Linked DNA regions of Mus musculus: region 1 is linked to region 2. The links are chromatin loops, found by intact Hi-C in ENCODE. Cell type or tissue: heart. All regions are shown on one strand. Links, peaks and the distances in the headings refer to the core of each region. The heading gives the core; the rest is flanking DNA.

What was found. A loop is a pair of places that touch in the nucleus more often than their neighbours do. Peaks named below come from ENCODE experiments on the same cell type or tissue, not always from the same donor. Only the 100,000 strongest peaks of a DNase experiment are listed, where the experiment ranks them.
Region 1: a loop joins it to region 2, with 2.7 times the contacts of the local background. A loop is called at or near these places in 2 of 42 quality-filtered maps.

What each region holds. Positions count from the first base shown.
Region 1 is chr2:167,880,737-167,896,327 of GRCm38, reverse strand. No RefSeq gene overlaps it. Among named protein-coding and RNA genes, the nearest start is that of Gm33033, 11 kb to the right of the region's middle. In heart, for the core only: no CTCF peak of the experiment used is centred there; DNase peaks (open chromatin) are centred at 4,217, 8,247 and 8,317; H3K4me3 peaks cover 1,108 bases; H3K27ac peaks cover 4,932 bases.
Region 2 is chr2:167,826,244-167,841,834 of GRCm38, reverse strand. It overlaps Gm32685 (a long non-coding RNA gene), which reads right to left and starts at 5,722. Exons shown (of 3, transcript XR_375285.3): 1 at 5,358-5,722; 2 at 4,851-5,096; 3 at 2,871-3,540. It overlaps Gm32747 (a long non-coding RNA gene), which reads left to right and starts at 1,873. Exons shown (of 2, transcript XR_375286.2): 1 at 1,873-2,061; 2 at 2,404-2,617. In heart, for the core only: a CTCF peak has its summit at 8,043; DNase peaks (open chromatin) are centred at 4,994, 7,064, 8,024, 10,544 and 2 weaker places; H3K4me3 peaks cover 538 bases; H3K27ac peaks cover 4,709 bases.

The DNA.
Region 1 (15,591 bases), core at 4,171-12,170, 55 kb before region 2:
CTAGGGGTTTGTGCATGCTAGCCTGAACAAACCCTCTACCAACCAAGTTATCTCCCTAGCCCCAAGTGAGTTTGGTTTCTAGATTGTGTGTGTGTGTGTGTTGTTGTTGTTGTTGTTGTTGTTGTTGCTCTTGGAGATCAGAGGAGGAAATCCGATGCCCTGGAACTGGAGTTACATATGGTTACATGCTGCCAAGTGGGTCCTGGGAACTGGACTCCAGTCCTTTGGCAGAACCAAAAGTAGTCTTAGATACAGAGTGGTCTCTTCAGCCCAAGAATTTAGCTTTTAAAGGAAATCGCCTCACTCCATTGTGCACAACATCCCAGCTGGGGCTTTGCTGCCACTAAGAGACCCCAGATTCTCAGCAGCTTGTTAGGGGTGCTGGTAGCTGTCCTAGAACTCCTTCCTGGCCCTTCAGCCTCAGCCTCTGAAATGTTGGGGTCACAGAAGAGCACCCACACCCACTGTATGACTGGCTGGTCCTGGGATGGGCCACGTCTGTTTGTGTGTCATCCACCCCTGTTCAGCCGCAGACTCAGGAGCACAACTCCATCAAGCCATTGCTGCTACAGAGAGAAAAGAGTCAGACCCAAGGATGGCTTCCGAAGATCCTGTTCAGAAGTTCAGCTCACCTAGTAAAAATCTCCTGTGCCACGCCATCTACTACATGGTCTGCGATGGGAGCCGGGCTCTTGGCCTGTTGTAGTGTTATGTCTTCATTGGATCAGCCTTGTTCACTTGCAGGGATCTATCCTTATCAGGCCCGGGAACCTCAGACATTCCCTAGGAGAAGTGGGCGGGGGAGCTTCTCAGCCCCTCTTCCCATGCGAGTGTGTGTGAGAGTGAGTGAGTGAGTGAGTGAGTGAGTGAGAGTGAGTGAGTGAGTGAGTGAGTGAGTGAGTGAGTGAGTGAGTGAGTGAGTGAGTGAGTGTGCTGTGGTGTGCGCCCTGAGCTGGGCCCACCCGAAGTTCCCGCGTGAACGAACATCGATCGGGTGGGCATTTGCGGAACGATACTGCGGTCCATGAGCAGTTCCAGGCGCGCCCGCCAGGTGTCGCCCCTTCCCAGCGGTCGGAAGGCGCTGCTGAGCGGGCGGGTACCAGGGAGCCGGTGACGCACTGTTTGAACCAAGCTCATCCAGTCGGTCGGTCTCCCAGGTTAGGTTGCTTCTGAAGCCTTGATGCTCACGAGCCGCCCAGCATTTCTACGCGCCTCGTGTTGTATAGATGGGAAGTGAGGTTGAGGGAGTTGTAGAGCCTCAGGGGTCCCAGCTAGTAAATGGGAGACAGAATTCCACCTCGGACTGAGTCAGACACACGAAGAGTTCTGACACCCAGCAGGAGGCAGTAGGATCCATGTTATTTTAATAGGTACTCCGTCTCAGACAGACACTAGGCAAAAACAAACAAACAAACACCTGGGAGACTTCAAAAGTTTGTTGTTGTTTTTTTTTAGTCACTTAACTCTACTTTGAAAATCATTATTATTTTGATTTAGAAATCTCTAGGAGGTTGAGGCATGAGAATCAAGAGTTGAAGGTCAGCTTGATCTTCATAGAAGACATCCTTGGCTCCAAGGAGGAGGAAGAGGAGAAGGAGGAGGAGGGGGAGGGGGGAGGGGGAGGGGGGAGGAGAGGAGAAGGAGGAAGAGGAGGAAAACTACCCACTCTCAGGTCTTGAGGCAGTGCCTTCCTGACAATGATGTTATTCTTATTTCTCTTTGAAATCTTCATGGGCTGGCAAGATAGCTCAGTAGGTAAAGGTGCTTGCTGCCAACCTGGACAAACTTGATCCCAGGGATACACATGGTAGAAAGAGACTGCTTCTGCAAGCTGACCTTCACAAACATGCTGTGGTGTGAGTGTGCATACATACATACACACAAATAAATAAATAAATAAAAGAATGTCATTTCTTTAAAATTGTTTTTTTCTTCTTCTTCTGGTTTTTCCAGACAAGGTTTCTCTGTGCAACAGCCCTGGCTGTGCTGGAACCTGCCGATTTGTAGACCAGACTGACCTCGAACTCACAGAGATCCTCTTGCCTCTGCCTCCTGAGTGCTGGGATTAAAGGCATGCACCACCATGCCTGGCGTAATCTTTTAATCTTAAAATAAATCAGCTAAGAAATGAACACATATGGGAAAATGTTGTAATAGGAAACTGAGACCAGGGTGGGGGGGTGTTGACTTTGTAGTGCATGGCTCCTACGTGTAGAGTCACAACTCTACCCTAGACTGAGTTAGAGGGCTAGGACTCGGCTGCCTAAAGAGAGTGGGTTGTTCTCTGCGTCTGCTGACTGCCAGACCCGGTACCTCTCCTCCACCTCCCCTCCTGCAAACCCTCGTGGTCACTGTGTCTCAGGGATTGTTGCTGAGAGAGCCAGGAGGTAGGTGCTAGGCACGTGAGCAGATTCCTGTCCTCCCTGTTGCTCCACACCCTGTTCTGAGCAAGTTTGTTTTCTTTTTCCCCCTCTTAACAATGCACCTTGGTGATCCCTCCAGACCAACACCAGGAAAACGTGCTTCACACATTCCACAGTGCGAACATAAACTTGAACCTCGATGGGTGCCTGGCCATAGCTGTTTCTAAGCTTTGTAGCTAATAAACACCACACAATTATCGCCTGTGCGCTCAAGCCACTGCTCTGTTCCCTCTGATGCACTCCTAGAGACTCTGCTGTCCGTCACAGGACACAGGCTTTTGAAACTTCCACAATGATTGTCTAAATGTTTAAGGTTGAACCTACTCAGAGACATTCAGCCCAGATGCCAGGGAGGCCCTGGTTTTTCCTGCCTGGAGCCCGGGCCCACTACAGTCAGGCTCTATCTCCACCTGGCCAGTAGAGGACATAACTGTCCACAAGGTCTAGCCTGGAGCACTCATCATTTTATGTTAGGGCTTGAGTTTTAAAGTGCGTGTCCAGGATCAGTGAGGCGGCTCAACGGGTGAAGCAGCTTGCCACCAAGCCTGATGACTTGAGTTCGATTCCCTGGACCTGTATGGTGGAAGGAGAGAACAGACTCATTTGACAACACACACACACACACACACACACACACACACACACACCATGGCCTGCACATGCCCCTTCCCGGCCAAATAAATTTGAAAACATACTCTCTAAGAGATGCATGTGTGGGCCATTTGCCTTGCTTTTCTGTAGAGAGGCGAGTGTTTTGTTTATTCGTTTGTTTTCCCTATTTCTCTACTTCTAGCGAACAGTTGTATTTCTGACGGCTTGGCAGGATTGCTTCTTAAATGTTTATTTTAAGACAGGAGCTTGCTCTGTAGCCCAAGGGCTGACATGACAGGTGTGTGTTTACTCGGGGCTGGGGGGGTCTTTACTAGGGCTGAGGGAGTGCAGAGTTTGGCATCACATATGTTAGCAATGTACATGTTTTAAGCATATGTATGAAACAAAGACAGAACCCTCACGGGCCATGGCGGTTCACCCTCTCTTCTCTAAGTGTGCCTTTGCACTAAACTTATTTATTGTCTGTTTAAGGATTTTTAGTGGTGTAACAGGAAAGTCAGAAGTCCAAGGTCATCCTTGAGGACATAGCAAGATGGACCACGACAAGTCGCCCTGACGAACACAGCATCTGATCCACACCACCCTCCACGGGGTCTGACGAACACAGCATCTGATCCACACCACCCTGCACGCCGTCTGACGAACACAGCATCTGATCCACACCACCCTCCACGGGGTCTTTTTGTTTGTTTGTTTGGGTTTTTTTGTTTTTGTTTCGAGACAGGGTTTCTCGGTATAGCCCTGGCTGTCCTGGAACTCACTCTGTAAACCAGGCTGGCCTCGAACTCAGAAATCCGCCTGCCTCTGCCTCCCGAGTACTGGAATTAAAGGCGTGCGCCACCACGCCCGGCCCTCCATGCGATCTTAAGAAGATCCTGCCAACAAGACCAACCACCCGCTCCAGCTCCATTTTACAGATGGGCAAACCGAAGCTCAGAGGAGAAAGGTTTCACCTAAGGTCTCATGGCTGCTGAGTGACAGAGGGCTCAACTCCATATCCATATTTCTTTGCTACTTCTGCCATTACCCACTGTGACCCTTCTGCCTGAGGAACAGCCTTGGTGAACCGAGAGGGGTCCCACTCTGTACCCTCCGCCGGAAATATCTGTAGTTCAAGGTCCTGGCCACTGAGAGGCGCTGGAGACACGTTCCTTGCCTGGTGAGTAGGGCCAGGAACAGACTCCCTCCAGGCAGAGTCTCTGCTAGCTGGGGTGGCTCGGGGCAGAGCGACTATCTCCTGTCACACATGGGCAGCTCCTTCGGCCTTCACTTCCCTACAGGGACTTCAGGGTTGCAGAGCTGTGTGGCCCAGCTCAGCTGGGGACATGCTTTCCTGAGGCCGTCATCTTTCTCTGGGGATGGGGCTGTCCTGCACCCAGCAGGGAGTTTAACAGTGGTAGCTCTTCCCACTGAAATAGAGTCCAAGCCGTCTCTAGACTTTCCCGTGTGCCCCGTGGGAGGGCAGCGCATGCCCCCGCAGATGAGAATTTCTTTTGCACAGGTCACGTAGGGGACAGAATTCAACTCTGGCTCTGCTTCACACACAAGGACAGACCAGTGGCCTGCGAGGCAAGGATGGGCGCCAGACACCATGGTGATAACAGAGGGTGGAAGCTCAGAGAGGTTCGGAACCTGCCCACCCAGCTTCAGTGTCTGCGCCCCTGACCACTATGCCCCGTGGCCAGCAGAGAAACACGCAGCATTCATTCATGCCTCTCACTTTAATCACCTCCTCCACTCATACAAAACACACCCTTATTGTTAGTCTTCTTTTCTTTTTACATCTGTTTATTGTGTATGTAGAGGTCAGAGGACAGTTGTATGGAACCGGTTCTCTCTTTTCCCATATGGGCTCTGGGGATAGAACTCACGCAGTCAGATTTGGCAGCAAGCCCCTTAACCACTGAGCTCTCTTGCAGGCCCCTGCTGTCATTTCCTCGTGTTGTCGTTTTGGTGTTTTGAGTCAGGATCTCACTGTGTAGCAGAGGCTGTCCTCAAAGTCTTCCAGCTTCCTGCATGTTGGAATTCCAGGTGTGAGCCCCACGCCTGACTCAGTTTCCCACTTTTGATGAAAGCCAGGTTTAGAAGCAGAGTTTCATTTCCCCTATGGTTTTGTTATGAGGAGAACACTGGTGCCTGGGAGATGGGGAGTGGGGGTCCCCTGGGGCCAAGATCATTGTTTCTGATTCAGTTTTGCAAGAAAATCTATAAACACTTTCATGTGAGTTTCCTAATGTTTAATGGGAGTTCATTAAGAAATTAAAACTCCGGGAAGACAGCTCACAACTGGAGCCTGCTGCTGCTGAGAGCTGCCGGACCACAGACTTCCCCAGGACACAGGGACAGTCGCCAGGGACAGACGTGTTCTCCTCTGCCACTCAGCAATGGTTTCTTCTACTTGTCATGGGTGTCCCACCCTTCTATTGTCTACTAATCTGTCATTCACCTGTCCTTCCACCTACTCACCCACCTACCCACCATCTACCTCCCCACCCCCACCCACCCAACACCCCCCACCCATCATCCACCCCCACCCATCATCCACACATCTACCCACCCACTCATCCATCACCCACTATCCACTCACCCTTCCACCACCCACACACCATCTACCCACTCACTATACACACACATACACACACACACACACCCCCGCCCATCAACCATCTGCCCTTCCCCTATCTGCCCATCCTTCATCAATCCATCCTTCATCCACTCTCTCACCCGTCATCTACCCGTCAGTTTGGTCCCCACACTGTCCTCATGGGTTCTTTTTGTCTACCAAACCCTAGGCCACGTCCTCGGGTCACGGTGAAGGCCAGTATCCAATTCCTGTCCTCCAGAAGGCCATCGTGCAGTCCCTCGGACATGAGAAGAAAACCAGAGACAAAGATAGAACCAAACGGCGTTCCACTCCGATTCTATCTGTCAGCTGTCACGGGCGAACTCTTAAATGTTGGAGCCTGTTTTCCTTCTGTGTCACAGGCTGCCTTTTCCATTTTCCATTGCTGTGACAAAATCCTGGAGGCCTGGTAGCTGTTAAGTAACTGTGGGTTATCTTGGCCCACAGTTCTACAGGAAGGAAAGTCCAAAGTCACGAGGTCCCATCTGCATGCTTCAAAACATGGCAGAAATCACAGGGCAAAGGCGTAAATGGAGAAGCGAGACAGAGGCTGGCTCTATCACCAGGGGGCTCCTCTATTCAGCTCCCTTGGGACCACTGGGCACTTCATAATGTCGCCTTTGACAGGGTTGCACAGAAAGCCAACAAAGCACATCCAGACACCTGGGGGCAGGGATGGTGACCAGGGAGGCCCAGCTGAGGACTTTGCTCTCAAATGGTCTCAGCAGGCTTTTTGTGGGGTGGTATCAGAACACCCCAAAGCTCTGGGGTCAGCTTGTGACTGTCTAGCACCAAGCCCCATGCCCCAGCACTGCCTCCCCATCTCCTTCATCACTCTGAAGGGACCCACCACTTCTGGCCCCCGTGTGGGAACAGCGACAGAAAGGGAGGCCATGGCCCATTCGTTGCTGGATCCGCTGTGATTGAAGTTCCCATTTCAATAGAAACTGCTTCTGGAGGACATTAGGAAAACACATCAAACGTGAGAGAGGGAAAAAATTTCTTGTTTCATCCCTTCCGCTGCGACCACAGGAAAACAAGATAGTGTTGTTTTCTTCCTCCAAGCCAGGCTCCTGAGGCGCGCCCGCGCGCATGTTTGTGTGTGTGTGTGTGTGTGTGTGTGTGTGTGTGTGTGTGTGTGTGTGTGTTAGTCCTGTGGGGTTTTTCTGTCCCAGGCCCTCCTTCCCCTAATCATCTTCATGAACATATCTGGGGGTCACTTTAGTTTGTCTGCCAGATGTGAAGTGAACCGTGTTGAGGCTTTGGGGGGTGGGATGGGGAGCCGGGTGTAATAATGGCGCTGACTGATGCCTGGCACCTCTAAACATGTGTGTTAACTGTCATCTTCCTCCCATCCCGATGTGACATATGTACTATCACTGCCTGCTCTCCAGATGGGGGAACTGAGGTAGCATGGGATACTACTGGGTCACCCACAGAGCCTGGGCTCTGGCCATCCTGGCCATTCATGCAAACCGGAGCTTGGTCAGGGAGGCTGTGGCTACAGATGATCCTCTGGAAGAGGGACCTGGATCGTTTGGAGCATCCGGGAGGAGGAGCTGACGTGAGTGGGAGGTGGGAGGTGAGGGCAGCAGGCAGAGACCAGCGCTCTGGACTCTGGCTAGGGAGGGGCAGGACTGGGTGGTGGCCTTCAGCGTTTTAGATTTCCTGGGGAGCCAGAGAGTTCAAGCAGGACCTGACATGCCTGGGGAGGCCTTGCAGTGTCCCCTGCTCTGACCTGCTACCTACCTGTCCACCTACACACCAGATCACAAGCACATTTTTGGTGACAGAGCCTCATGAAACCCAGGCCAGCAAGGGTGACTTTAAAGTTCTGACTCTCCGGTTCCAGCTTGCGGAGTGCTGAGATCCACACAGCACCACTGTGCTTGGTTTATGCCACACCAGGGATGGAATCAGCCTTGCATGTTGAGCAAGCTGACCATTCGCACTACCAACGGAGCCCTTCCCCAGTCCAGCATCCTTCTCTCTCAGCCCTCTGGATGGGTTTAGTCCCCTGTTCTAGCCCAGATCACTGTCTAGCAGGCAAACACCACAAAGAGTTGACCATGGATGTATATCCGCACGGTTGAAATAGTGACATTCGGCCTACCACGCCATGTGGGTACTCGTGGAATCAGCTTCTTTGCCAGAAGGGTGCAAATCTCTTTGGGCTATGCCTTCAGACCTGTGGGACGTTGCTCTAACTTGCCCAGAGGGTCTGGTTTAGCTCGGGAAGCTGCAAAGATGGCCACATGTTTGATCTAGCTGCCCTAGGAGGTAGTGAGAAACTGGGGGCCCACGGCTGGGGTGTGGCCACCACCAACTTCTTTTCCTCCTAAGGCAGACCGTGACCCACCACCAAGGACACACAGCCCACTGCCCACAGTTACTAGGTACTTCGTCTCCAAGCCCCGCCTCTCCTGCCCCCTGTGCTCCCTGCCTTCCCTCTCTCTCAGCCCCTCAGCCTCAGCCAAGCTCGTATCTTATCAGCAAGCACTTCAGAGTTCAGGCCAAGAAGCCAAAGTCAATTTGAAAAAAAAAAGTCTGTAAAAGCCCAAACACAGCCAGCAGAAGGCGGGGCTCGGAAAGGGGAGGAGCTTAGGGAAGGGCGATCTTATCTCGGGTAGACTCTGAATCTACAGCTGACCTAAGTGGCTCTGAGCCATCGTAGGGGACAGATACATAAACAGCACAGGTCCCACTCCCCAAGCAAAGGACGGTTAATAATAGGAAAAGTCTCCAGGACAGACTCGGGTGGCAAGGCAGCAATCTTGTCATCGGACCCTTGGTAAACGGGACTGAGCGGGACACATCCCCTGCAGCCTGCATAGAGATGTGTGGAAGCACCTAGAGCTATCTGGGGGGCCGGAGTCAGAAGGACACAAACTCCCGTCCCTTGAGCCTTTTGAGCAACTGCACCAATGAGATCGTATAGGAAGAGGTGATAGGAACCTGGGGGAGGTTGCAGGTAACCGACCAATAGAGCAAAAGATGGGCGGGGTTTCGGTCGCAAAGGTCCAGAGCTCTGGGTCTTCAAGGTCTGTCTACCTCAAGTGGAATCCTAGACCTGGCCCCCCACCTCCCCCTCTGCTTCTGGGGAAATGTGCTGTATGCAAGCAATTCTTTCTGAGTTCCCTCGTGCTTTATAATCTCCCTGTTTTAAAACGTGGTTTCTGTATGCTCACTTGTGTGTCTAGTGTGGGCCAGAGAACAGCCTCAGCTGCCAGTCCTTAGATACCTTCCACCCTTTTCGTTTAGTTATTTATTTTTAGATTTTTTTTTTTTTTCAGACAAGGTCTCACAATGTAGCCCTGGTTGGCCTGGAGCTTGCTTTACAGATCAGGCTGGCCTCAGATTCACAGAGATCCACCTGGCTAAAGGCATTTATCACCACGTCAGCTGATTTTTTCCCCCACTTTGAATCTTTGTGAATGCATAGCACACATATGCAGAGTCTAAGGAGGCTGGAAGAGGACGCTGGATCTCCTGGGGCTGGAGTCACAGCTGGTTATGAGCCATGTATGTGCTGGGAGCTGAACCTGGCTGCTCTTAGACATCAAGCCACCTCTCCAGTCCTGACCTTGTTGTTTGTGTGTGTGGTGGGGTCTCTCCCTGCCTGGAGCTACTGAGTAGGCTAGGCTGTCTGCCCAGTGAGCCTCAGGGGTTCACAGGTCTGTCTCCGCCTCCCCAGCCCTGGGGTCACACACTTCTGGAACCCACACTTAGCTTTTATGTTGTATGTGGCCTCTGGGAATTGAACTCTGGTCTTCTTACCCAACAAGCCATCCCCCCAGACCCCGTCTCTTGGAAACTTCTGAGGGTTCTATGAAGCGAGGAACCAAACAGAGACAGGGCAGGAAACTGAGGCTCAAGAGGAGAAGTGACCAACTGGCCCAAGGTCCCATACTCAGCAGTGACTGAGCCAGGCTCTGAAACAAGGTTCTTGGTGCTGCTTCCTGTTCTTGAGATACATACAAGTGCCCCTCGTGGCAGAAACGTGAGCTGTGCACCCGATCAGCACAGCTACTACACCCTGAGAGCAGCTCATTAAAAATGTCTTCAGACACACATCCTACAGACGGGGATGAATCCTCACCAAGTGTACACACTTGTGCAATCCGCCCCCAGATGAACACAGAACATTCCAGAGCCCCTGTCTTGCTCCCTAGAAAGTCCTCTAAGGTTACCACCCACAGGTCTGAACTCAAGCCCTAGTTAGAACTCAGCAGAAATGGAAGCCACAGTGGGTGTTCCCCCGGTGTGGACTCTTAGTGCCTCACCAGGTTTGTGGGGTTCAGCAGAGACAACTGTGGTAGCAACTGGGGCAGAGGGAGCTTGCAGCAGTGTGCAGGGTGCAGCAGCAGGGTCTCTAAGGGAGAATGGCTGCACAGAGCCTCAAAGGGCTAAATGGGAGCCCCTTCTACTGTCACAGGCCTGTCATCCCGGCTGCTGGGGAGGCTGAGGCAGGAGGATCACAAGGTCAAGCCCTGCCTCATTTTTTAGAGTGAGTGCAAGTCTGCTTATCCTGTTTCAAAATAAAAAGGAGGAGGGCTAGGGATGTGGCTCAGCGGTAGATTACTTAGCACGCACAGAATGCTGTGTTCAGCCCCCCAGCTCCCACGTGTACACACCACACACCACACACACACACACAAATACAGTTGAATTTTTCTATGATTGAATTCCTGGATATCTATATTCGAGAAAACTATATATTAATGTAAAAACAAATGTCCATCAAACAACGAAAGGAAAACCAAAATGTGATCAGTTCCTACAAGGGAGTGCTATACAGCCACAAAAAGGAACAAAGGGCTGGTTGCTGCGTGAACCACTTTCCACTTTCCACGATAAAGGCAGAAGAGGCCCTGTGCGGTGGGATCCCTTTACGGGAAGAGGAAGGAGGCGGGAGGGGGGGGGGTGGTGGTGGTGGCTTCACAGCTTCGTGAAGGCCAGAAAACCCTGAATTGCACAATTTAGAAAGTGGATTTTTCTCTTTGGATTCTTTGTCAACAATGCTATTATGTTTTAATTTTTTAAAGTCATTATTGGGGATGAGGGGGGTGAGTTCTTGCTGAGCCATCTTGCTGGCCCCAGGCTGATGGGGGTGGGGTGGGGAGAGGAAGATACTGCAGGTGGCTCCAGCAACACCAGGTGAGCTGAGTGTGGTGCGCACTTGACGTGCAAGCACTCAGAAAGCTGAGGCAGCAAAGTCCTGCGCTTGAGGCTAGCCTGGGCTCCCTAGTGAGAGATACTATCTCAGAACCCCAAATCTGAACCCAAACAGAAACAAAGACCCAAGATCAAATCGTGTGTGTATGTGTGTGTGACTGCCACACGGAGTGCTCAGGATATGCTATCTTACACGACAAGATGAGCCGGGGTACAACGAAGCCTTAGACAGGAGGCTCCAGGTTCCACCGCTGCTAAGTGTATGGATGCAGCATCCAGGACTGAGCCCCGGCTGAGGCTTCATCTGCTGGCTCTCAGTGTCACTGTCTGCTAAGTGGGGGTGAGCCGCAGTGCCTCCTCCTCTCCATGACGAGGGCTGGGAACAGTGTCTGGGTGCACGGGTGTGGGGGCTGCTCTATCATTTCTGGCACTCGGTGCCCTTTGGGGAAGCTAGGGTCACACAACAGCAAAGACAATGACTGCAGAACCCACTTATCCGCTGTGGGGAGGAAGGAAAGGGAGTTGAGGGGGATGGAAGGCTGGGAGGGTGAGAGGCAGATGGAAGGAAGGACAGACAGCCTGGATGGAGGGTACAGCATCCCAAAGTGCAGAGGTTCAAGTCAGGAGGCTTCCAGGTTGCACAGCAGGGAAAACCCCGAACTCCAGCCTTGTATTGACATTGAACTTGCAATATTTCTCCTTGGCTCTGTGGGGACCATGCTCTTACAGCCACGTGGCCATCTTTTTTAAGACAAGGTCTCTCTCTCTCTTTCTTTCTCTCTCTCTCTCTCTCACCTAGGATACCTTCAAACTCATAGCAATTCTTCTGCCTCTGCTTCCTGTATGTGCATATGTGTGGATCACAGGTGTGTGTGTGTGTGTGTGTGAGACGGGTGTGTATGTGTGGATCACAGGTGTGTGTGGATCACGAGTGTGTATGTGCGTATCACGGGTGTGTATGTGTGGATCACAAGTGTGTGTGTGTGTGTGTGTGTGTGTGTGTGTGTGTGTGTGTGTGTGTGTGTGTGACGGGTGTGTATGTGTGGATCACAGGTGTGTGTGGATCACGAGTGTGTATGTGCGTATCACGGGTGTGTATGTGTGGATCACAAGTGTGTGTGTGTGTGTGTGTGTGTGTGTGTGTGTGTGTATCACGGGTGTGTATGTGTGGATCATGGGTGTGTATGTGTGGATCCCAGGCCTGCCCAGCTCCCTCTTGCTCTTCAGGCCACAGCAGCAGCACGCAGACCTCACCACAGGCTGAGTCAGATGCTCATGGTCCTTTGCTGTGACAGCCTGCACCTGGGGGACAAATCTGGATGTAAGAGTCAGTACTGCTTACAGAGGGGACACACTAGACATAAGCCACATAAACAAGGTGTCCCTGGTGGGCCTGGGAAGGTTAAGAATGCCCCTCGCCCTCCTGCTTTTTTTTTTTTTTTTTTTTTGGAGGCGTGTGTGCCTGCCCGTATCTGTACGTATGTTGATGTCGATAGACTTCAATTGCTCTCCACTTTAAAACAAACAAGCAAACAATTTAGATAGAATCTCCCAGTGGCTGTCTTGGAACTAGCTATGCAGACCAAGTTGCCTTTAAGCTCACAGAGACCCACCTGCCGATGCCTCCTGGTCTAGACACATAAACACACACACACACACACACACACTCACAAACACACACACACACTGTTTAAATGGGTGGCATATATGGGATAATGTAGGGGTAGAAAGATTGAGCAACGGTAGGGGTTTCTGAGCACATAAACCAAAGCTTAATTTAAAGTCAGGGACTTAATGAGTCAGGTGTCTCTGGTGGCACTCGCTGTAGCACCACGTGACTTGTCTGCAGCCCCAGTTCTGCGTGCTGACTGGGCTTCACCTGCCACCATGCCACACAGTGCCATTGACACTGCCCAAAGCACTCAGCCCCGACCCGACCCAGAGACGAGTGCTGCTGACAGGCACATTTTCAGTCCACAGACAACACTTCTGCTCCCATAGAGACAACAATTTAATTAGAGAAAGCAAAGGCTTCTAATATTTTCCTACCATTAACCCCCAGCAGGTGTGAATCATTGTCTTCGAATGTACATGTTAACATGTTTTAATTTTTAAAATTACTGTCTGAGTCGCTGAACCCCAGCAGGTGTGAATCACTGTATCTTCGGTTATACATGTTAGAATGTTTTAATTTTTAAAATTACTGTCTGAGTTGCTGACATGGTTTTTTATTTAAAAAAAAATCATTTGAAAAGCCAGGCATGGTGGTACATGCCTTTAATCGCACGCATGTGAAGCCAGTCTGGTATATGTAGCAAGTTCCAGGCCAGCCAGAACAGCATAGTGAAGCCCTGTCTTGATAAACAGAAACTTGTTAACTTTCTGTTAGAAAAAAAAATCATTCTTGGAATGGCCTTAAGAAGGCTTCTGCCTTTTGTATCACATGTGTGTGAAGTGGCATGCTGGATAGTTTTATGCCAACCTGACACAAAGTAGCATCATTTTCCATTAGGGAATCTCAACTGAGAAAATTCCTCTATAAGATGAGCCTGCAGGTAAGTCTGGAGAACAGTCTCTTAATTAGTGACTAATAGGGGAGGGACCAGATCACTGTGGGCAGAGCTGTCCCTGGTCTGGTGACATTGGTGCTGTAAGAAAGATGGCCGAGCAAACCATGAGAACAAGCCAGAAAAGAGCACCCCTTCATGGTCTCTGCAGCAGCTCTTGCCTTGACGTCCTGCCTGACTTCCTTCCTTCCTTTCTTCACTCTATGGGGAAATCAGCCCTTTTCCTCACCCGCAACTTGATTTAGTTATAGTGTTTCACGGTAGCAATAAAACCCTTAAGACAACTGGTACCAGGAGTGGGGTTTCACTATGACAGAGCTGACTATGTGTTTGGGGGAGGATTGTGTTGGGATCTGAACTTTGAGCTGGAAAAGCTGTCAAGTGCTCAGATGGGATGTTCTGTAGGAGCCTAGAAGAGGAGAGTCATGGGAGAAATATAAATGGTGGAGGGCCTGGCCTGTGAAGTTTCAGATGGAAGCCACGACTCCTTCAGGGCCATTTATGTGATATTTTGAATTATTAATCTGAGTTTCTGTGATTAATAGGGGACAAGATCATTTAAATTAATGCTTGGCTGGGACAAATTATGCTGGTCAGCTGGAGCTGAGAGATCAACCATGCTTAAGAGATTGCCATCATCAAGGCAAAAGTCTTCTGGGAAGTGTTTCCTCAAGGTCAGCACACAAAAGCTGTGGTCCAGAGGAGCAAAGGTTGTACCTTGTGCGGCCCTTGGTCATGTGTACGAAGTTCCCAATTTGCACTAGTTTTAAAGTCATGAAGGGGTCATGGAGAGAAGCTCAGGCTTGACACTGGGTGGCAGGGCTTGGAGAGACCATTGGTAAAGGGCTACCCTCAGCTACAGCAGAAGCCCCATGATTGAAAGGCTCACAGAGAGGCGCAGAGGCCAGGCACCATGTGATAGGGTGACAGTCCCTGAAGAGAGGCTGATGATAAAGGTGCAGCCCAGTTGTTGTGGACACTTGCTGTGTCACAAAACTTTTTCTGGGAAGACACAACACACACGTCTGCTCACCTACATCAGGCCAAAGTACAGTGCCACCAGAGTCCAACCTGATGAACCAATGAGCTTTACTGGGGTCACTTACATGGGTGAAAGGTTACTCACAGGAGCAGGAATGACTCAAAGACAACTACATCACCAAAGCCCACTCAGCACGGGTGACAGCTCACAAAGCTGTTAACCTGGAACCCACTGCACAGCCTGCAAGCAGCTCAACAGGTTGGAGAGTGTCCTCTCAGGTGTCTCAGCTGATCTCTTCTAGCAGCCTGGCTGGCAGTCAGCTCAGCCAGTTTCTGTGTCTTCCAGGCAGCTAATCTGGTCTGAGTCTTCTTTGCAGTTGGGCTCTGCTTACTCTGGCAGGGCAGGGCCTAGTGAGTCTGCTCAGCTTCAGGGAGTTCTTGAACTACTTTTTTGTTGTTGACCTCCCTGCTTGAGGAACTCCCTGAAGGATGGAATATTTTAATCTGGGAGGAGACTGTTACAGGAGACCCCAGCATTTTGGAGGTGTCAGCTCCATGGGATGACACTAAGGACAGCAGCACCGGTGGAGTGGACCTGGCCTGAGTCTGGGATAGCAGCAGTGTGTTTTGGATGGCGAGGCCAGAGAGGTGTTGTTGCCCACGTTCCTCGGAAGACTGCTAGAGGGTCCCAGGCAGCAAATGCTGAACTCTTTGCTGATTTTTGGTTTGGCTTCAATGACTACGGCTGTGTCCTGGTTCTTTCCGCTCAGAAGACAAAGGCATGTGTTTTATCATCTTTTTCTTTTTAAAAAATGTCCAGGGCCCACAGTTAAGGGATTTTGGAATTTTCGAGAAACTTTGAATATTTTAGAGGACAATTTAAACTTTTAGAGAGCTTTTGGATACCTTAAAGAGACCAAACTTTTGTTTGAATTTTTAGAGACTACGAGACCTTGAAAAATAGCCGAATGCTCAGTTGTGGTGATTATAGAATCAGAATATTAGTCAACCCTGAAGATGTCCTCTGCCCTGTGGTGTCAAATATTTATTCACTATTCACCTGTTTGTGTGAAGATAAATAACTGGGTTCAGGCACGTGGGGGAGAGACGTGTGGGAAGAGAGAAATGTTAATGAAGTGTGATGGGTAGGTATGCAAATGTACAGAGATAATAACCCTGTGGGCTGAAGGACCAATACAAATGTAAATAA
Region 2 (15,591 bases), core at 4,819-12,818:
GTGGAAACAGACAGATGATAAAGCCCTCGAAAGGCTCCAACCTCAGCCACTGCCGCCTCTGAAGGGAGAGACTCTTGTGGCCTGGATTTTGGGGCCACGCCAGAGCTGACAAGTATTTCATGTTAAATCTCTGTGTTGTGTTTTGTTTACTGAGACAGGAGCTTATGTAGCCCAGGTCTCTAATTTGTTATACCACTAAGGCTGACTTGGAACTCTCCACCGCCCTGTGTCTGGCTCCTCCCCCGCCCCGCCCCGCCCCGCCCCGCCCCCTCCCCATGCCCCACTGGGATTTTTGTGGGTCCTACTTTTATCGCTTTGCTGACAGTGTCATGCCAGCACTGTGCGTAGATAGTCCACTTCCCCAGCCGGTTTAAACAGGATCTCCATCCTTCCCTCCCCGATTTCTTATTGATCTTACTTTCCTTTATGAATGATTATAACCCATCAAAATAATCCTGTGCGTGCTGACTGGAATACACACAGTTCCAGTTGTCAGCCCCAGGGCCGGGCTGACATAAATAAGCCTTCCTGCCATTTTATCTTAGTTTAGTCTTATTTTGTAGACTTTGGATTTTTTTCCACATTATCCCAGAATCTCTAGTTTGTTTTTTTTGTTTGTTTGTTTTGTTTTGTTTTTGTTTTTAAAGATTTATTTATTTTATGTATATGAATACACTGTAGCTGTCTTCAGACACACCAGAAGAGGGCATCAGATCCCATTACAGGTGGTTGTGAGCCACCCTGTGGTTGCTGGGAATTGAATTCAGGACCTCTGGAAGAGCAGTCAGTGCTCTTAACCACTGAGCCACCTTGGCAGCCCTTGTTTTTTTGTTGTTGTTGTTTTTTTGTTTTTGTTTTGTTTTGTTTTGTTTTGTTTTAAAGACAGAGTCTCTCTCTAGCTCTAGCTGGCCTGTAACTCACTATGTGGACCAGGTGGCCCTTGAACTCACAGAGATCCATCATTCTCTGCCTCCAAGTGCTGGGACTAAAGGTGTGTATCACCATGGTTGACTCTAGATTTTTAAGAATGACATAAAATCCTAAACTGTGGGACCATGGAGTTCGATACCACCAGACCTCCAGTGGGCTATGCTTGGCCAGAGGCTCCTTTAGGGCTCCCTGGGGTCAGAGTCCCTTCCCATGAGGTAGCCTGTTATTCGAAGATAACCTGTCCCAAACAGGGAGGTCTTGGCAGCCAGAAGACAGAGCAGGCGAGGTTAAAAGCCTAGAGGGTTCCGGGCATGACCACACTGTGGGGAGCGGGGCACCCACTTCCTTCACACGCGGCCCAGATAAGCCAGGCTGGTCTTCCTGCAGAGGCTCCAGGCAGCTTGTTCATCGCTCAGTCATTCCAGACTAGCCAAGGGGCTGCTGTCTAAAAAGCGAAGCAGACTTTACAAAGCAATGGACAGTTGTTTGGTAAAGCGCCATCCATCAAAGCCCACTGGAGCTGTCCTGGGGAACTGAGTTCCCACCCCCATGGGTTTTAAGCCCAAGGGTGACCACAAGTGATAAGTCTGGAAATGAAATGTACAAGGTTAGTCCAGATGACATCAGGGTGACAGAGAAGACAGGTAGGGAAGGGGTGGGGGCTGGAAGGCCTTGGTGTGCGGCTTAGTTAGTTAGCAGAGAGCTTGCCTCAAAGCCCTGGCTTCCACCACCCCCCCCCCCCCCCGTACCGTGTTCACCAGGCATGGAAACTCACACCTGCATTTGGAAGTGGAAGCAGAGGGATCAGGAGTTAGCCTCAGCCACATAGCCACATGGGCTATCAGGCGCCTGTCTCAAGCAGGATCGGGGAGGAGGGGTAGGAGACTCTGAGAAGGGTTTGGAGAACTTCAGGCTTTTCTCTGCAAAGCAGCCTGGGATTTCTCTGCCTCAGTTTCCCCTCTTGGTGGTAGTGGAGATGGTGGTGGTGGTGGTATGTATATAACCCTTATCTGATGTCACAGGTTTTGGGACTCAAACCACAGGCATAAATAAGCTGTCCTTTGGAGAATGAGATAAGTGAGCCTAGGCAGAAGCCACAGCAGGAACCAGGAGCTGTTTGGCTCTTCGGAGGTAAAAGGGTAAGAGGGACTCCCCCAGAGTCATTCTGGGGGAGGCTCCGGGAGGGGGGCCGGGGGGGGGAGCCACAATCATAAACATCTTCATCTTCAGTCACTGTGGCTGGCGTGTCACACCGTGAAGAGCACATATCCAGACAGCAGGCACAGGGCACAGCAGGCACAGGGCACAGGGTGGGGCAGCACGCATCACTGTCGGCATCCATGATGCCGTGGGGAGGCAGTGGCTGGGAACCGGGGACCAGGGGAGGCACCCTCCTCCTCTGCTTAACCTGAAAATCCTGTTTGGTTTTCCTGAGCTTTTTGAGACTGCCAGTCATCCTTGAGTTCTCTCTAGGACGGGAGTGTCTGAGGCAAGCCGAACCCTACTTCCTGCTTCTGTCCCATGCTGCACACGGCCTGTTATCCACCGCAGCCAGAGGGATTCTGTGGAAACCTGTCAGGGCACGTTGGCCCTCCACCTCAAAGCCATCTTCCCATCATGCCCTCCTCCGTCCAAGCCCTTCCTGCCTCCGGGCCTTTGCACCTTCTCCCATCAGACTTTATTCCAAGTGTTCTGTGCCCTCCTCCTGATCTTTGTGTGTGTGTTCATGTGATGTGCTTGCTCATGTGTGTGTTAGTATGGATATGCATATGTGTGATCAGAGAACAGCACCAGGTGTCTGTCCTCACCTTCTGCCTGATTTGAGACAGAGTCTTGCATTGTTCCCAGATGTGTTCTCCTGAATAGCTGGCCTGAGAGGTCCCAGGGGTCCTCCTGACTCTGTCTCTCATCTTTCTGTAGGAGCAATGGGGTTTCAGGGGCACAACACTGTGCCTGGCTCTATAGATGTCCTTGGGATTCGAACTTGGCTCCCCAGGCTTGCTCAGGGAATACTCTGAGCTGTCCCTCCCATCCCCAGCCCATAATCCCTTCTAACCAGAGACCAACTCTGATCTTCAAATGACACGGTGGCCTTTGCTAGAGGCCGCTGGCCCACATCGCTTCTCTGAAGCACTTCTTCAACCAGAAACTTCCAGTTTATTCCTGTGTATTGCCTTTGAGCCCGGTTCCCAGGAACTGGGATCTCTCGGCACCTGGGTGCTACCTGGCACACGGTGTGAATGAACACAACTATGTCTTGTTATGTGGTGAATAGAAGTTCCACCAGGCTGTCTGTCAGAGCTCAGGGTTCACCACTAGGCTCCAGGGCAATGAGAGTCATGAAGTCTTTCAGACTGGGGACAACTGGGGACGTGGATCGGCTCAGTGACGCTCACCATAGTTTCTGTGAGATGTGGCAAGGTGTGGTGGAGTCTTGATTTGGGGTCTCCCTGGGGCATCTCTGGAAATGGTAATTCTCCATCCTTGGGTCCAGCTAACGGGAAGAGCTTGGCCAAGGTCTTTCCCAATGATCACAGCACCATGATGGGTGGATGGTAGAGGCCAGGGACCAGGGCACTTGGTGATACCCTGTGTCTGGGCTGGGCAACCCTGTAGATAAGCATGCTCATCACTGGGACGCAGGGGGAGGACTGGGTCTGAGGGTTTGAGGGTCAGAGTGGGAGAAAAAACTGGGGTTCTGTGGGGTGTCCAGATGGATCCCAGGTACACCTGATTGGCAGCTGACCTCAGCCAACCAGCTAGGGTGGGGCACACAGGTCTGTGGGCTAGCAGGGCTAAGTGACTGATGGATACTCGGGAATGGCTGAGGTAGCCTGAAACCAGAGGGTGAGGAAAATTTGTGGGGGTGGGAGCAGAACTCCAGGGACCCCAGTGTTTGTGTGTAGAGGAAAGCCAAGAACAGAAGGTGCCATGACAGGAACAACTGCTCTGTACCCAGACTCTGGGGTCCCCCTCCCTGAAGAAGGAGGCAATGCCACTCAGCCAAGTGACTCACAGTGACCAAGAGTCAGTGTGATACAGATATGCCCATAGCGCACAAGTCCTCGGAGAAGGATGAAAGGACCAGGGAGCAAAGCCACGCCCACCATACCCAGGCAGCGTCTGGCCTCAGAGTGGAGAGTGGGTAAAGGGGTGGAGCCCCTCAGGCCTGTACTGGTTGCCAAACTGAGATTGACTTCATCTGCAGGAGAGCTGAGGGCTCAGGGGGGGCTTAAGGCAGCATCCTCCAGCCAGAGATGACAGACACACAGAGTGGGAAGGCTGGCATAGCAAGTGAGCAGAGCTCTGTCACACGGCATGCCCTGCCTCAGTCGGCCCGATTCATCCCAGAAGTGGGGGTCCTCTTCTGTTTGAAGGACATTGGCTCCTGTCCTGTCTCAAGGACAGGACAGACAAGGATCAGGACAGAAGTCCACGAGAGAAGGGGGTGAGGCAGAAAGGAAAGATAAAGTGGTGAGCAATGGCTACGTTGAGTTGCCATCCCAGCAACCCTAGCTCCACACCCACCTCCTACATTCCCCCTGCCCAATGTGGCAAGCCCAGGACCACCAGCACCTCTCCCCTCATCCCTCTTAGGCTTGGGGGTGGTGGCATGGGTGCACACAGCTGGGAGTGGCCACAGTCCAGGTGAGGCTGAGAGGGCCTCCTGGTGAAGAGAAGAAAAGTTTGCCAGGGCCCATGGCTGCCCCTCACCTTCCTCCTCCCTGTAGATGGCCACAGGCTGGGGAATGGCTCCGGAGCAACCTGGAGCCTCCCTGATGACAGAAGCCACACAGCAGAATGGCCAAACCAAAGCTGGAACAGACTGAGTGGCTGTGGTATCCAATCCCCACCCCACCCCACCCCACCCCCGCCAGCCCCACATGCCTGTCCCTGGATCCGGGGACAGTAGCACTCACATGGGCAGTCAGTGTCTGTGTCCCTCACAGTTGACACCTGAGGGTTCTGGAGAGAGATGCTTTTCTTCCATGACAAAGCCATTTGAGTCGTGTTTATCTCTCCAGGACTTGACAGTTTCCAAGAACAGTCGAGTCCTGTGGTGAGCTGGCTTTCAGAAGCTGAAGTACAGCCAGGCTTGGGCTTGAGGGACCACGGGGAGGTGTCTTGAGAGAGGCAAGCTGCTTTACTGCGGTCTGAGGGCCTGCCTAAGGGGTCGGATTGGCTCTGCTTTTGTTCTCTGTGAGGGGTTCCTGACTCACAGTTCTTAAGCTTGTTTATATTTCTGGAGGGTTCAGGGAAGGGGAATTGGAACCCAGGGCTGCTTGACGCTAGGACCATCTTCTCAGCCCCTGTTTGGGGCCTCTGTCTCCTCACTTGTAAGGGGCATTAAGATTATTCAAAAGCCAAAGCTTTTCAAAAAATTCCCCCATTAAGGTGGGCCAAGCCCATCGTGACTGAGGCATTACCTGGAATCTGAGCGGCCTGACAGAAGGAGGTGACCATGAAGTGGGTCCTCTCCTGTTGTCACCCCTGCTTAGGTGTCTCTAAGCTGTTTGGAAGTCACTGAGCCCAAAGAGAGCATTTGCTGGCCTTCCAGACAGCATGCGCAGAGAGTGATGGGCCCAGAATGGAGAGCTGCAGCTGTTGTCCTCAGAGTGTTGGGGACACTGAGAAGGGTCAGTAGCCACCTCTGTTCATTCTGCCAGCCCACAGCATGTTGCAAGGCCAGGGTCTTCCCACAGGTGTCATCAGAGGCAGCTCCCCTCATCCCAGGGACACAAGCGCATGTGCACACCATGCGCACCGCTGTCTTAGTAATTTTTCTATTGCTGTGGTGGTTTGAATAGGAGTGGACCCCATAGACTCATGAGAAACCCTGTCTCCAAAAAAAAAAAAAAAGAGTTGCCACAGTTACGGTGTCTCTTCACAGCGATGAACCACCTAAGACAATTGTGGTGGCACCGCTGCTGCTGTGGTAGTAATGTCCTAGTCTGGTTTAGCCTTAGGCAGATTCTTAGGGCAAGGAGGCAGTCACATAAATATGTGAATGGTCTCCACGATCTACACTGTTCTCGGCACTATTGACTTTCAAGCCCCCACTGGTGTGACCCATGAAGCTTTGCTTACAGTGTTCAACCAGTTTCCAAGTTCAAAGTCCCAAAGTCTTCCACATCCCTCCCCAAAACATGATCAGGCCTGTCACCACACATGGTACCAACTTCTATTACTTTTTGGCTGCTGTAAAGAGACGCCATGCTAGTTTCCGAGGGTTAATGTTCATATAGTAGAGGAAAGGCACAGAGGCAAGAACAGCTGAGAGCTCACATCTGGATCCACAAGTAGAAGGCAGAGAGAGCATACAGTGAACAGTGACACACCTCCTCCAGCAAGACCACACCTCCTCCAGCAAGGCCACACCTCCTCCAGCAAAGCCACACCTCCTCCAGCAAGGCCACACCTCCTCCAACAAGGTCACACCTCCTCCAACAAGGCCACACCTCCTCCAGCAAGGCCACACCTCCTCCAGCAAGGTCACTCCTAATTCTTCCCAAACAGTTCCACCAACTGGGGAACAAATACTCAAACACATGAGCCGATGGGGGTCATTCTCATTCAAACCACCATGCTCAGATACTCCCTGGAGCGTGCGTGCTTGCACACACACACACACACACACACACACACACACACACACACACACACACACAGAGCCACATCTCTTATCTCTCTGGTTTGCCGTGCTCTCTCAGTCAGTACTTCATCTTGACTACAGAAAATGAATACACCGTTGAGCTTAAACCATGGGGAGGGGCCTGCCCTGGGATCTCAGCCTATGACTGATTTGTTGCTATGTGGCGCACTTCAGGTGACAGCCCTTGTTTGTTAGATTCCTGGCCCCCTCTCCCTCTCCCTCCCTTCTCCTTGCTCCGCCCCTTACCCCCTGCACGCCTTTTCTTTTGCCATCACTTAAAATCTTTTTTTTTTTTTTTGCCAATTTGCATTTTTCAAATATTTCTTCTGTGAACACGTTCTGTTTGTGTCATAACTGAGAGAGTATTTGCAGGGCCAGGACTCAGCCTCCAGCCAAGTTAGATAAACAGCCTCACGCACAGCATAAGCCGAATGAAAACTTCCGCCTCCGCTGCCCAGGCCTGTTTGGCCAGGAGGGCGTCACTTCTGGAAAACTGTGGGCAGAGGCCCAGCCCCTGGCAGCAGCCATGTGCCCTGGGGCACAGGGCCAGCATCTCTGTCTGGCCAAGGTGGAGTTACCACCCCCAATCCCCTTCTCACACGAAGAACAAAGAGTGAGCAGAAGAGGCACTGGCCCACCCTGCCTCACACCACTTCTTGGGATCTTTGTGTGTCGTGCTTAAACTTCTGATTCACTCGCTTTCCACGAGGCCCAGGACTAGACTCCGCAACCAAGGTGCCTGAGCGAGGAGTGGGCAGACCTTACCCAGGTATCAGCTCATCACAAAGGAGTCGGGGAGCCAGCATCTCTCCTCTTTCTGCCCACTGGCAGCCTCCTGGCTTGCATGCTGAGCCTGGTTCCTCTCATTGTGTGGGTGCTGGTTCTTAGCTCAGCTTCCCTGCCACAGGGCCAGTTTTACCGCTTTCACTTCAAAATCTCTCTGCCACCAGATTTCTACATGGGTAGGACTGGGCCATGGCTGTCTCAGACATGTCAACACTGGGCACTGGGCAGAGTCTGTGGTGTGAGTGGATAGATGGATGGATAGATGGATGGATGGATGGATGGATGGATGGATGGATGGACAAGTGACCAGAGGCAAAGATAGGCTTCACTTCAAACCAGGGTTCCCTTTCTTCAAAGTCGCTCTTTGTACCCACAAGCAAGAAAAGAGGGATCTGGGGTTCCCTTATGCCACAGTTTGTCTGTGTGGCAACCCTGGGTCCCCAGAACAGAACAGGCTTCCAAAGGGAACCTCTAGGCAGGGAGGGCCCAGTCATCACCCTGGGGCCACTGGCTCTGGCCTCGAGACTTCCGTGGGGCCCTTGAAGTCCCCCCTCCTTGGTCTAATTTATTTTTAGCAGTGGAGCTGGGCAGAGCCCTCTCCTTAGGAAAAGTCCTAAGGCTGAGGGAGGGCTTTCAAACCGGGTGAGAAACTAGGTCAGGCCGGCAGCTGGCGCTGCTCCAGACGATAAGGCCGGGAAGTTTAATAACGTGAGTGACCGATCCATGACATAACTGAGAGGAAACGGCAATTAAGGGGCGATTGTGCAAGCAGACAAGCTCCTTCACAGCTCATAAAAAGGCGAAGGGAGAAGCTGCATTGTCCTCTGGGGCCGCACACGCAGCCTGTGGAGCTTGGACAGTATTGATCCTTTCACTGGATCACCTACCTCCTACCACCTCTCAGGACAAGGGGACCAGGAGGGACCCGAAAGACCCAGAGCCCCCACAGCCAGCCTGGCTCTGCTGGGGCTTCGTTGAGAGCTGCCAAGAAGTCAGACTCTTGGCGGGCGGGCAGCTGGGACCCAGCTGCAGAGTGACGCAGCCGCTCTGCTCAACAGGTGAACTAGAGAAGAACCCCCTGGTCCCCCCTGCACCCCCCTCCTGCCCCTCAGACCCTCAGTATCATGTGTCCAGACTCTCCAGCCACACCTTTTGCTTCATCTTCTGAGCTGGCCTTGTTTCTTCTTGAACTACAAACCTGGGCTCACCACAGGGCCATTGCGCTTGCCATGATCTTGGCTAGGACACTCTCCCTAGGATACACTTGGCTCCCTGACACCGTTAGCCTCTGCTTAAACGTCTCATTATGATCAAGGCTGGCCAATCCTCCTGAGAACAGGGGCCAACCTGTTGTTCTCAGTTCACCTCTACCTTTGCCTTTATGGACAGCACTTACCACCAGACTATCCTGCTCCATGCTGGGGTCCCACACGGGCCCGGCATCGTGTGAGCATCCTGTCAGAGGGACTTCTCTCCATCTCACTCTGGGCTGCAGCCCTGGCACCAAGAATCGTTGAGAACATAAGAGCATCTTTGTAAGTAGTGGTGAACGAGCAAGTGGGCGAAGGAATTCGTGAATGAATAAGAAAGAATACGTTAGTGGATGCATGTACAGATGAATGATGGAATGTGTGAATTAGCTAGTTAGCTGATAAGTGACTGAGTAGACCAATGTGAATAAATGAATGTTTGAATGACTCACTGAATGTGTTAGTGAATGAGCGAATGAGGAGTGAGCAAAAATGAAAGAATGGGTGAACAAATGAATGAGTGTGAATAAATGAATGTGTGGATGAACGAATGAGTGTGTGAGTGAATGAACTAGTGTGCAAATGAATGTGTGAATGAATGAATGAGTGTGTGAGTGAATGAGTGAGTGAACAAATGAATGAGTGCATGAATGAATACGTGAACAGATGAAAGTGTGTGAACGAATAAATGAATGAACAAATGAATGACTATGTGAATGGATGAAAGAGTGTGTGAATGAATGAATGAATGAATGTGTGAACAAATGAATGTGTGAATGAATGAAGGCATGAATGAATATTGCTGTTATCACTGACTGAATTAAGAGTCAGCCTCGGGCTGGTGAGATGGCTCAGTGGGTAAGAGCACCCGACTGCTCTTCCGAAGGTCAGGAGTTCAAATCCCAGCAACCACATGGTGGCTCACAACCATCCCTAACGAGATCTGACTCCCTCTTCTGGAGTGTCTGAAGACAGCTACAGTGTACTTACATAGAATAAATAAATAAATCTTTAAAAAAAAAAAAAAAAAAAAGAGTCAGCCTCCGGCTGAGCGTGGTGGCACATGCCTTTAATCCCAGCACTCGGGAGGCAGAGGCAGGCAGATTTCTGAGTTCGAGGCCAGCCTGGTCTACAAAGTGAGTTCCAGGACAGCCAGGGCTACACAGAGAAACCCTGTCTCGAAAAACCAAAAACCAAAAAGAGTCAGCCTCCAACTGCCCCAGGATTGAGCCCTTGTGGAAGCTTCTAGTAAGACAGTAACAGGGTCACCACACCACGCCACGCCAGGCCACACCACACTATGCCACGCCACACCATGCTGTTAGGGCAACCCAGTGTCAGCATCTGTCACCTGTGCTCCAATAGGTGTTGGCCCCTCCCACTTCCCGGGCCTTTCTGGATGTGGTGCTGATTGGTGTAATCACCTGGCTGCCTGTCCAGCTTATGTGTGCAGGAGCAGCTGCACATGTAGACCCCCGAGGCAGGGACACACATGTTGTCCCCACATACCCCCGTTTCCACCCAGAGCTCCAGACCTAAACTCACATTCACACACAATTAAACAAACACACCCAGTTTCTCACGAACACGCCCCAGCAAAAAAGACCTCATGCCCAAACATGTAGACACACTCAACCATCGTACTGTGCCTTTGCCTGAGTGTACACACACACACACACACACACACACACACACACACACACACACACACACACTGCCCTTCCCAACCACACCTCCTGAGATGTCTGCCTGTCTTCTGCGGGGCACTGTGAGTGACCCTGAGTACCGGCGACACAGGGCACCTCCCCAGCGCCCACCCTGATTCTGGTGCATCTTTGACCTGACCTCTGCACTCGGCCCAGCTCATCACAGCGGTGCGATATGCACGTCATCCTTGACTGGGCCGCCCCAGGGCATGTCTGCTGGCGCTGTCCTGGGCACCTACCCACTTCCTCCCACCGTGGGCGGCAGTCTTGCCGACATCAGCCAGTTTAGGACCTGCTTGGCACCTCACAGAAAGGAAGGAAGCAATCTGTCCCTGCCATGGGAGCTGTGACCCAGTCCCACCGCTGGCCTGGAGGGAGCACGGCCTGGGAGCACTTTGCTTTTTGACCATAGCATTTCTGACGACTGAGAACACAGGGCCAGGACCTGTGAGATTCTGAGTATGCCAGGAACTGTCACCTATCCTCAGAACAGCCATGGTCCCATGTGACAGGTGACAGATTGGGTCAGAGTCCCCATGGCCCTAAACTCCCAGCCTGAGCTCTCTCTCTCTGTCCTGGCTTGTCTCCTGGTGTTTGCATGGGGGTTCATTGGTCTCTGTGAGCCCCAATACCCATAGCCTCCATGTTTCCTTGTGTGCTGGGCTCAGGGGACACAGAGCGATGCAGCTGTATCAGCCACACTGGACAGAGGCCTGAGGCCTGAGTGGTGACCCTGGGACAGCTGGTAAGGAAGAGCAGAGCCGGTTCCACCTGAGCCAGGGGTTGTCTGAAGTGTTCCTTGGGCTTTAGGCTCCAAAGCAGAAAAAACACTGGGCTTGATTTCTGTAGGCGCTAAGACAGATGGAAAGGGGTCTTGTGTGATACCAATAAAAACTTTTGCCTTTTAATTTGTTTTCTTACTACCAGGTGGTGGTGGCACATGCTTTTAACTTGGGAGGCAGAAGCAGGTGGATCTCTGTGAGTTCGAGGCCAGCCTGGTCTATAGAGAGAGTTCCAGGACAGCCAGGGCTACACAGAGAAACCCTGTCTCAAAATAGAAAAAAAAACATTGTTTTAGTTTTTTGTTTACTTTTCTTTCCTGTGCCTGGGCGTTTTACCTGCGTGCCTGTCTGTGTACCAAGCACATAGTGTCCTTGGAGTCCTTGGAAATGGGTCCCCAGGAACTGGAGTTACTGGTGGTTGTGAGCCATCATGTGGGTGCTGGGACCAGAACTCAGGTCCTCTGCAAGAGCAACATGTCCTCTTAACCAATGAGTTCTCCATTCTCAAACTTTTTGCTTTTTCAGAAAACAGAAATGCAAGGTGTGATGCTTGTGCCTGTAGTCTCAAGTCAGGAGGATCTCTGAGAGTTCCAGGCTATCCTGGGCTACAATAAAAACTCTGTCCAAAACCAAACCAAACCAAAACAAAAGAAAACACCAAAAAAACTAAAGCTGAATGTAATGAATGAGACAAGCTATGTGGATTTGTTCTGATGGATTCTAACAGGACTGAGCAGAGATATTTCCTAATGTGGAGCTCAAAGCACTCCCCACCCCCACCCCACTCTTCCCTGAGTTCCTATGCAATCCCAGCTGACTACAAAAGCCCAGGTCAGTCATGTGGTGTCCCACTGTCAACTGCACAGGCCTGTGAGAACCTTTGCCACATACTCAGTCCCTTTGTCCCTTGTTGGGGCCATGTGGCACACTGGTAAGGAAGTTACACACTTGTCTGAGCCCTGGGCTACAGTGACTCCCTGGCTCCCCAGTGGCCCCTCTTAGGGACCCACAATGGTCACTATTAGTGTCATTTGAGACTTTAGGTCAGGCACCACCATCTTAATATGGACTGACAAACTGTCCACTCTGGGCAGATGAATGAGAGACACAGACACACATGAGAGCTAAGGGACATCAGGTCCCCAAAGACAATGCATACACGGGCAGGCCCTGAACTTGGAGCAACCAAGCAAGAGCTTCGGCCTGCACGTGGTAGGCACTTAACTGAGTTCCTAGGACTTTTCACAGACTAACCACTTCAGGCTTCTCATCACCCTGTATCATCTCCTTCCACAGTTGGGGAAACTGAGGCACAGAGGTGAAAAAATGCATCTCCAGGAGAGGCAAAAGCCCGGATAATCCCAATGGTCATTCACTGCAGCAGTGTCCCCTGGCCTCTAGCACTGCCCACTCTGGAGTCACCTCCATTCCATCTCCACCACCTGACCTAGTGACTACAGGATCCAGCGCCATCAAGCCAAGGCCAAGAACTGGAGATCAGATCAAGGGTGGAGCCTGGAGGACTGCACGCGAGCTGGATGACCTGGGTGTTTCCTTTCTCACCTCTAGACAAAGAGAGAGGCAATAGTCACAGCCAGGGAGAATCTGCTGCACTATGCTGCCCTGCTCCTAGGTCAGCATCAAGCAGTCTCTGCAGCCTCAGGGCCTTTGCACGTGCCAGCCCTCTGTGCAGAACCTTCCCTGAACAACCGCCGTCCTTCTCTGTGACTGCCAGTCTGAGGCATTTCCAGGTGACATTTCCAGGACCTGTACAACAGCATTGCCTGTCCCTTCCCCAGGTTACTCCCAAGCCAAGACACAGAGAACACGGGCAGGTGGTCTCACTATCAGGCTGATTTCCAACCTGGTCCCGCTGTCGTTCTGGAGCAAGGCAGCCTCCTGTGTCCCTCTTGGTACATACCCAGTGCCCTGAACTTGGCTAGCACGAGCAGAATGTATGTGTCAAGTGTGTGACTGGGGCCAAAGAAAGAGCCATGGCCACCTTAAGTCACTAGGTAAGGACAGGAAAGCCAGAATCCTTCACTCCAGATGAGAGGTATCATTGGCCATTTTCAGAGTAAGAATCTCACCCCCTCCCCCAGGAGCTGAGAGGCAGGAGGCAGTGTTCTGGCAGACTGTAGCCCCCAGCCAGCAGGAGGTGACTCACCAGCCCCATGATGACAGGTGACATTCCTTCTCTTCCCTGGGGGGAGGGGGGACTTTGGCCTGGAGATAAAGGGAGCCGGCCTCCCACTTCTGGGAAAAGGACAGACAACAGGGACAGTGGCCAGGCCACCTCCCCGGGGGAGGGGGGGCATCGCATGTCTGTGCGGGAGGACAGGGACAGAGGCTGCCTCATGAGGCCATCTGCACGGCCCACAGCCTCCCTTCCTGGTTCAAGGCCTCTCTCCTGTGAGGTGGAGCCTCCCTTCTCCCTATTCTACCATCCTAGCTCTTCACAGCTGGCTGGGGTGCCCTCTAGGTGCCCTTTGGCCTGTGGGCTTGGGTCAGAAGGAAAGGGGACTAATCCATGGGTGAATTGAGAATGTAGTGTCCAGGAGGGTGCTGCCTGGGCGGTGGGCTGTATACTGCATGTTCTTTCCACCACCGTCCCCCCCCCCCACAGCCTCACACACACACACACACACACACACACACACACACCCTGCCTGGTTTCACTATGTAGCCCTAGCTGGTCTTGAACTCACAGAGATCTGCCTACCTCTGCCTCCTGAATCATGGGGTAAAAGGCGCTTGCCACCACGCCCAGCGTTCCCAATGTATTTCCAAAGCCTGTGCCTGTGTGGCTGAGGACCTAGCCAAGCATTAAAGCATGCATGGCTCTTCCACAACCTGAGTTTGTTCCCAGCATCCCTCTTGGGTAGTTCACTGCCTCCTGTAAGTCCAGCTTAGGGAGGGGGCACCCAATGCCCTCTTCTGACCTCCAGAGGGATCTGCATTCAGGTGGTACTCATAAATGCCCATAGGCGCGCACACATTCACATATAAATGCAAAAATAATAAATATCTTCTGGAAAAAAAATCTTGTTTTGAAAAAGCCTTTAGCTGCATTGCCAGTTCTTGGATGTAATTCTGTCCTGGAGGGCTGGGGACACGGAGGCATGTGTTTACCACATGGCGGGGACAGTATTTGGCCACAAGGAAAATGGACCGGCCCCCAGAGGCTTGTGCAGACAAGTGCTCGTCACATCTGAGAGGCCTGTGTTTGTGTGGGGACAGGTCCCAGCTGGTGGACATGCTCAGGGCTGTCACCGATGACCCACTTGGGTATGTCAACTTCAAGCTCGCCTGGAGGGCCATTTCCCTGCTTGGTATTTGCTCCTACCCCAGCAGGGATGCTAATCAAGGCTGAACAGGGAGCACTCCCTGGGAGAGACAGGTGGCTTCTTTAGAGTCCCACCTGGGGGCTTCCCCATCTTACCGACTGCCACCCAGAACATCCTCATGGCTGGGAGGATACTGAGAAGGTGGTGGTTTCAAAATCAGGGTCCTGTGCTGAGGGAGGGACAGTGGAGGACGCAGTGGTGTCTGTCTGGGGCTTGTCCCACGTCACCTGGTTCTGCAGCTGGCTTTTAAGCTTCACCCCATGACAGTTTTCTGGAGCAGATCCACGTCAGCTTACCTCACATCACAGAGGGCTGTGCCAGTCTTTCCTCCCTGGTCCCTGAACAGTTACGGCTTTTCTCCTGCCAGAGTCTTCACTGTTAACATCACACAGCCTAGGGAGCCTCTCGTGTATCCCCCTCTGTAGCCTGGCACTTTCCTATAAATTAAGGATGGCCTCTCAACGGAGCCCCTGTGCCGAGCACACCGATTCTCCGATTCTCCGTGGCTGTGTGTGGCTTTGATCTCTCACCTCTCACTTGCCTCTTATGATGGGGCCACTGTTACTTCCCCGAGTTACTTGGTTCCTTTTCTGGTTTTATTGCTGTTCTCTAATTTTGATAGAAATCGTTCTGAAACTCCGGCTTCGGCGAAGCCTAACCTCACTGCCTTGGAGGTGGGACTCAGAATTTTGGCTCACGATCAGGCAGTCAAGTCCCTCACTCCAAGGGTCCATGGGCACCGCAGGGGCCTCTGTATGCTAGGTCCCAGGAGCAGGGGCCTCCCTCATCACGATGGCCACAGATGTCTGTGGACAGCAGTAAACATGCCCTAGGGACACAGTCACCCAAGTTGAAGAGCACGAATGGACATACATGAACACCGTAGCCTCCATGGCCAAATTCAGAATCCTTCCTTTTCCTGGCAGTCTAGTATTTATCTCATTCTGAGATCTGGCCTCGAATCCAAAACTTGACCCCATCTCTTAGTATGGGCTTAGAGGGGCCTTGAGTCTCTGAGACTTGGTTTTCTCAGCTGTGAAATGGGATCAATTGTTCAGTGCTAGTGTGGGTGTGGCCAACATGGGGATGGTCCTCTATTGCAACCCTGTCTCTCTTGCCCACGATGGGCTTTGAACC